3 separate regions of the Homo sapiens genome follow, and regions 1 and 2 are each linked to region 3. Evidence: read pairs that join two places in POLR2A ChIA-PET (ENCODE). Cell type or tissue: OCI-LY7. All regions are shown on one strand.

The links. ChIA-PET counts read pairs that join two places held together with the same protein. Peaks named below come from ENCODE experiments on the same cell type or tissue, not always from the same donor. Only the 100,000 strongest peaks of a DNase experiment are listed, where the experiment ranks them.
Region 1: POLR2A ChIA-PET joins it to region 3 with 5 read pairs; 5 of 35 experiments call an interaction of 5 or more read pairs at or near these places.
Region 2: POLR2A ChIA-PET joins it to region 3 with 5 read pairs; 3 of 35 experiments call an interaction of 5 or more read pairs at or near these places.

What each region holds. Positions count from the first base shown.
Region 1 is chr6:149,337,845-149,340,344 of GRCh38, forward strand. The region is part of intron 1 of TAB2 (TGF-beta activated kinase 1 (MAP3K7) binding protein 2); the gene reads left to right. Among named protein-coding and RNA genes, the nearest start is that of TAB2, 21 kb to the left of the region's middle. In OCI-LY7, no CTCF peak of the experiment used is centred here; no DNase peak of the experiment used is centred here.
Region 2 is chr6:149,446,043-149,448,542 of GRCh38, forward strand. It overlaps ZC3H12D (zinc finger CCCH-type containing 12D), which reads right to left. Exons shown (of 6, transcript NM_207360.3): 6 at 753-2,500. Among named protein-coding and RNA genes, the nearest start is that of ZC3H12D, 38 kb to the right of the region's middle. In OCI-LY7, no CTCF peak of the experiment used is centred here; no DNase peak of the experiment used is centred here.
Region 3 is chr6:149,110,551-149,113,050 of GRCh38, forward strand. It overlaps the pseudogene LOC729200. Among named protein-coding and RNA genes, the nearest start is that of UST-AS2, 79 kb to the left of the region's middle. In OCI-LY7, CTCF peaks have their summits at 1,091 and 1,293; DNase peaks (open chromatin) are centred at 201, 511 and 1,361; H3K4me3 peaks cover 1,644 bases; H3K27ac peaks cover 2,157 bases.

The DNA.
Region 1 (2,500 bases), 230 kb after region 3:
TGATAGGGATAGGGTGGTAAGCAGTTAGAGATAGAGTAAAATTGCAGGAGATATTGGAAAGAAAAAATAATAGAACTTGGTGGTATGGGAGCTGAGATGCATGGAGTCAGGTAAGAGAGAGTATCAGGAAGAAAGTTAAGTATAGGGTGCCTAAATTAGGATTCCTAGAATAATATTATACAGGTCCACAATGCTTTATCTGAAACCCTGAGGCCAGCTGTGTTTTGGGATTCAAACATTTTTGGATTTGGGAAAGGTAACGTGTATATTGTATATTACATAACTCTCCCAGCAAGGTCTGAGGTATCATCCTGTAACTAGACACTAGTATCTCTGCAGTGAAGGTGAAAATATTCACAGTAAGTGGGCTAAATCAAGCCTGTAAATAACCTTACATCGGTTCAACTCAGATTTTTGCCACCACCAAATGAGTTTCCATATGAAGCTTCGTGGAAAAATCTTGTCCTGACATTTTATTTCAGAACTATGGAAGTAATTGTGGACTGTATTGACTGTAATAACCATTGAGGAGAGTCTTAGAAGTTGTATTTTAAGGAATGTTAATTACAAAATGGATGCGATTTCAAGGAGTTGGGTAAAGGTAAAGAAAGAGAAGAGAGAAGAGTTAAGGTAACTTCACTTTGCAGGCTGAAAAGAAATTGCTATTTCTGACAAAAATGGAAAGTTGAGGAGGGAAACTAGTATTGGAAGAGTTTAAGTTTAAACATAAGTACAATTAAGATGAAACAACATATTTTTGCTTCACATGAAAGCTTGGAAGTTGTTGGAGTGTAAAATTTCCTTTTAAAATGAAACCTAGAAGGAGCTTAACAGCAACCTACAAGGAGCCTAACAGACTGATGTTGATTGAGATCTTAGTGTTTCTGAATTGATAACAGAAATTATCGATTGGAAAGGTGTGCCTAAATAAGTGAAGGTTGTGATCCTACTCATGGAACCAAACCTGGAAAACAGAATAAAAGGGGTAGAGTGAGATAATTCACCTTGTAGCAGGATTCTTTTCTGTATGGTTGAATCATTCCTATGGCTATATTTATTATAACGTGAATATATTTAGAGTAGTAATTGTTCAGCAGCAATGGGAGCTGCCATGTGCCAGGCACTGTTCTAAGTGCTGTAGCAAGCAGTCCGTGCTGTTTCTGTCTTTTGGACTGGGTCAGGACATCAACTCACGTGGGAAGCACAGATAGCGTAATTTTGTTAGAAAATCTAGGATATGACCGGGCACAGTGGCTCACGCCTGTAATCCCAGCCCTTTGGGAGGCCGAGACGGGCGGATCATGAGATAAGGAGATCAAGACCATCCTGGCCAACATGGTGAAACTTGGCTCTACTAAAAATACAAAACTTAGCTGGGTGTGGTGGCACGCGCCTGTAGTCCCAGCTACTTGGGAGGCTGAGGCAGGAGAATCGCTTGAAGTGGGGTTGCAGAAGCGGAGGTTGCAGTGAGCCAAGATCACACCACTGCACTCCAGCTGAGTGACAGAGTGAGACTCCGTTTCAAAAAAAATGAAAAAAAGAAAAAAAATCTAAGATATAATTAATGCATAAATATGTAGGATTAAGTAGGTTTTAACTTTTTTGTCTGCCATTCTGTAATTTTTAAATCCACTTTAATAAATGGACTCATACATTGACACTGTCATATAAGTAAACTCTCTTAGAAATAGGGATAAGTGTTTTTTAACAGGAAAGAAGCACGGCCCAATAATTAATCTTTTTTATTTATTTATTTATTTATTTTTTTTTTTTTTTGAGACGGAGTCTCTGTTGCCCAGGCCAGAGTGCAGTGGTGCGATTGCAGCCCACTGCAACCTCCACCTCCCAGGTTCAAGCGATTCTCCTACCTCAGCCTCCCTAGTAGCTGGGACTACAGGTGTGCACCACCACACCCAGCTAATTTTTGTACTTTTAGTAGAGACGGGGTTTTACCATGTTGGCCAAGCTGGTCTCAAACTCCTGACCTCACTCAGGTGATCCACCCGCCTCAGCCTCCCAAAGTGCTGAGCCACCATGCCCGGCCTCAATAATTACTCTTGAAATTTGTTTAATTGCTCTGTTCATATTTACTGTATATAAATGTAGGCATTTACTTTACGATTCATAAGTAATAATGCTAATTTTTTGTGTTAAACTTTTATTCAGATTCTACTGACATATTATTTGAACTTTATGTTTTTCTTCTATTAAATAAGGGTGTTGGACTAGATAATCTATAAGGCTCCTTTCAACATCAAATCTATGATTCGGAATCTTTTAAGTTTCATCAAGTAGAATAAAAAGCTTAAACTACAATTTAAAGGAGATTCTCCTTAGATTATGCTGTGAGTGTAAATAAGATGCCAGAGGAACAAGTGAGAGAATGAATGTTATAACTTTACACCTACATCCTTTTGGCTAACATTAATAAGAGGCATAGAAATAAGAATTCTAAGAAACTAGAATGCAGAGTGTTGACCGGAAAAGAAGTTTTCAGAAA
Region 2 (2,500 bases), 340 kb after region 3:
TTCTAGAGCTACCCAGACTGACATCTCTCACTCATTTGGAAGTGGACAATCCAGAGTGTGATTTGCCCAAGCCCCTTGACTTCTCCCCTTTAGCCCCTTCCAGGGAAAGCCAAGGGAGCCCCACTTAGTCCTCAGGTGGCTGCAGCAAGCAAACCCTCAGGTAGAGGCTGGGGGACCAGCACCTGCTCCGACGCCATGGCCTTTTCTAGCTATGAAGCACATGCATCTTGGCCTCTGACTTCTTTCAGTCAATGTTTTGTTCTGAACATACTCTCGGCACTGAGAATGTTCTCTTGCTTGTGTTTTGGGTAACTCCATGGGGGGCTAGATTCCTGGGCATGTGACCTGTGCCATCGCACAGGGCCCTACGCTTCGAAGGAACCCATGTTTGGTTTCATGCTCTGCCGACATCTTGAAATTGTTACACATTTTGAACAGGGAACCTTGCAGTTTGATTTTGCATAGAGTCCCACAGATTATGCCGCTGGTCCCGGCTCTGTGCAATCCCTCCTGGTGGGATCTGTGATTCCAAGGAATTGCTCCAGTTCCCAGAACCCCACTCCCGATCACTCCTAGCTTGTATCTTCTTTACCTTAATGCCTCCCTCCCCCCATCCCTGACTTCTACGGTATTCTCCCCACCCCACCCCATAGATGGACTTTTTCCCCGGAAGCCCACAGCCTCTGTGGCCTCATCTGAGCTGTGTCCATGCCAGCCGCAGCTGGGGCATGGCTCCTCAGCTGAGCTCAATGTCAAACCAAAGCTGGATCCATTTTATTTGGAAGAATGCCAATTAGAGTGGCTTGTCTTGCTTCTACTCCTCAACCCCTGACATTCTACAGTTCTACCCCAAACCCCCTTCCAGAGGCCTCTGGGAAGGCTGCCTCAGGGCAAACCCAAGATGGCAACAGCCTCTGGTTTGATCAGTCGAGGAGAGCTCTGCTGCATGTTTGAACAAGAAGAGCAGCTTCTATGAGATGGCTTCATAGTTCTATAATGAGGATTTTAGAAGTCTAGGAAATGGGCAAGCAGCCTGTGTCCTTGGGAACTGCCTGCTGCACATCCAGCAAAGGGAGGTCCTTGCCATGGCCTCACTGCTTCTCCTGGAAAAGGTGGATTTGAGCCCCTCACATCCCCCCAGGTGGAACAACACAGAACTGCGGCTGCTGAGACTGGCCACAACCTCAGTCTTCTTCACGCCTACTTTTTTTTGTTTTTTGAGACAGAGTCTCACTCTGTCGCTCAGGCTGGAGTGCAGAGCGCAGTGGCACAGTCTCAGCTCACTACAACCTCTGCCTCCTGGGTTCAAGGTGATTCTCCTGCCTCAGCCTCCCGAGCAACTGGGATTACAGGTGTGCCCCACCACGGACCCAGCTAATTTTTGTATTTTTAGTAGAGACAGGGTCTCACCAGGTTGACCAGGCTGGTCTCGAACTCCTGAACTCATGAAGCCCACCAAAGTGCTGGGATTACAGACATGAGCCATCGTGCCCAGTCTAAACCCACAATTTTTAACAGAACAGACCAATCTAGGGGAAAGCCAGTAGGAGAAACTAATAGACAATTTGACAATAAAGAATCCAGGTGTGGTAAAAAATGATTTATTTTTGAAGCATGGTTAACAGCTATGCAACTAGGAACATTTCATTTACCTGTCCCATCTATGTTTTTCTGTCACAAAGACATATACTAAGACTTTGGAAAAATTCCAAAGGGGATTACACTTGAAATGTGCTGTGTTTTCACTTTTTTTTTTGTACTTGTCTTATTCACAGTGAATCAAATAAAACAGCTTTACAGCTTACTAAAACTCAAACTTGTTCTCAAAGGAAGCAGTTTAAACATTTTCAACTGAAAAATCAGCAACACAATGATTCTACATCAGGAAATCGAACCAGGGAGACAAAAAGCAGCTCTAATAGAAAGCGTGTCTTGTCAAAAGGTTAAAAATAAAAATAAAGGCCCGGGGCCAGGCGCGGTGGCTCACGCCTATAATCCCAGCACTTTGGGAGGCTGAGGCGGGGATCACAAGGTCAGGAGATCGAGACCATCCTGGCTAACACGGTGAAACCCCATCTCTACTAAAAATACAAAAAGTTAGCCAGATGTGGTGGCGGGCGCCTGTAGTCCCAGCTACTTGGGAGGCTGAGGCAGGAGAATGGCATGAACCTGGGAGGCAGTGGAGCATGTAGTGAGCCAAGATTGCGCCACTGCACTCCAGCCTGGGTGACAGAGCGAGACTCCGTTTCAAAAATAATAATAATAAAAATTAAAATAAAAAAAATAAAGGCCCGTTGAGGTGGCTCATGCCTGTAATCCCAACGCTTTGGGTCTTTACAAAAAATAGAAAAAATTAGCTGGACGTGGTGGCACAACTGTAGTCCCAGCTACTCAGGAGGCTGAGGCACAAGGATTGCTTGAGCCTGGGAAGTCAAAGCTGCAGTGAGCCCTGATTGCACTACTGCACTCCAGCCTGGGTGACAGATGACAGAGCGGAACC
Region 3 (2,500 bases):
AAAGGAAATTAAGTCTGACAGTGAACTACAGCAACACCATTTATATGGTGAATCATTAAGGATGCTTTTAGATGCAAGTAACATCATGCTAAATGTGGTTTGAAAAATAAAGATGTTAGTTTTCTCATAAAACAAGAAGCCCAGAGGTAGGTATTTTCAGTGTTGGCTTAGTGGCTTAATGAGGTGGAAAAGAACCCAGGTGACTGTCATCTTTCTGCTCGGCTACCTTCAGTGAGTTGTCATTTATCCTCAGGATTGTCCCTTCGAGGTTGCAAGAGAACTGCTGCAGCTCAGTCTCTATCCAAAAGGAAGAGGCACTAATTTTCCCTTGCATAGATCTTTTAACTAAAGAAGAAGGTTTTTTCCAGAAGCTCCAGGGAAGACTTTCATTCTGGTTTAATTCACCGGGATTTAACTAGATGCTGATGGCAATAAGGGGAGCTGGGAAAGCTAGTGTTTTCAGTATTAAATACAGGTGGCTCTGCTGGTGAGGCTCTGGACAGGGGACTCAGGGGGCACAGGTGCAAATGGCTGTTGGTTGCAAACATAACTGCTTGCTATGATTACTCAGAACAAAAAACACCTAACAAATGGTAGGTTTTAGAATGATATATCTATATGTTTATACTTCAACCAAAAGTATGGAAAAAAGTCATCAGTGAGACTATGTTTAATGGTATTGATTCTCCATACCCTTTTTCTTCCTAGTTGCCACAATTTATTGGTTTTTGTTTGTTTTTTGTTTTTGTTTTGTTTTTCTTTTTTTGAGACAAGGTCTTGTTCTGTTGCCCAGGCTGGAGTTCAGTGGCACGATCACAACTTACTGCAGCCTCAACCTTCTGAGCTCAAGCCATCCGCCTACCTCCAACTCCCAAGTAGCTAGGACTACAGCTGTGCCACCATGCATAGCTAATTTTTTCTTTTTCTGTAGAGACAAGGGTCTCTCTATGTTGCCCAGGCTGGTCTTGAACTCTTGGACTCAAGTGATCCTCCCACCTCGGCCTCCAAAGATGTTGGGATTACAAGCATGAGCCACCATGCCCAGCTCTAGTTGCCATAATTTGATTTTAAATCAAAATGGCATGTTCTATGTTCAAAAATGATTCAACTGTGCCACCTACCTCATGGCTTTGGTGTGGGTGACAAGTGAGAATATATGCAATTACACCTCTAAGATATTCTTGATCTGATAGCATTATCCCCAGAGAATGCATATGAAGCGTAGCTCTAAGTTTATTTATTTATTTTTCACAGAATACAAATCAAAGTTTATTGTACAAAATTAAGGCCTTCGTATTTCATAATTCACCAAGGCTAAAGAAATACTAGATAATTTAAGTCCTTCACAAAAATTTCACTTTCACTTCCCCTAATCTCTATTACAATGACCCAACCAAATGTTAGCAAAACAAACACTATAAATAACACCAAGTCCTTTAAAGATGACTCTCCCAAATTTTATTTCTTGGCATAGGTGATCTTCATAGCATGGGATGTTGTGATCTTAAATCCCTGTAAAGCATCCCTGGCAGCTCCAGCCTTCCCATCATTTTCAAATTCAACAAAAGCAATGTCATGCCTCCCTGGTACTAGACATACTTCCTTGAAGCCAGGGAACTGATTAAACAGCATGGATAACATCATCTCATTAGTCTCTTCTGGTAAGTTATTAAGGAATAAAATATAGTTTGGAGGGTAATCGAGGACCTGAGGATTTGGTGTTGAATTTCCTTGGGTACTAGCTGAATTTGGAGTTCCCTAGCCAGGCCTTTTGTTTGTGGTTGTTGCAGTCTGTTCCACAGTTTTGGCTTTTTTCTTTTCTTTGTCAGCAAAAGTGCCACACATTTCAGATATTATATCCAAATCTGTTTTTGCATATGTATTCGCATTGGTTTACCATAAAATGGAAATCCTTGTGACTGTCTCTAAGCATTTGTGGATGAGCCCAGTTCCTTAAATATGACAAAGCCCTGCCCCTCATCTTCATGGTCTTTAAAGCCACAAAGTCCACCACATGACCAAACTGAGAAAACAGGGCATATAGGCATCTCTTCAATTCTTCCTTTTTAATTTTGTCATTCATATTGTTGATATAAATTGTATGATTTGGTCTGATATCCATGTTTGCGTTAAATTCTTCAGAAAGAGACAGTAAATAATCTAAGGCCTATGCCATCTCCCGTAAGAAACAAAAACTACTCTAAGTTTATTTTAAGCTAGGTTTCACAGCCTAAACGAAAATTAAAATGGAAAAAAAAATGTGTGAGACTGAAATTTTGCGATCTAACTTTCAAATTCACACAGAGATCTGATAGGCTAGACTACTAGAATATTGAGAATGCAACCTTTAAAAAAATGGAAATAGCAAAAAGGAGAATCTTCTGTCCTGTTTTAATCCCCACTGGCCGTGCCCTGTCGAGATCTAGAACACAATTAGGCACCAGAACCAGGAGCCAACAAAGGGTGATGCTGTTCTCTCCAGCTGCCACATGCTGAGCAT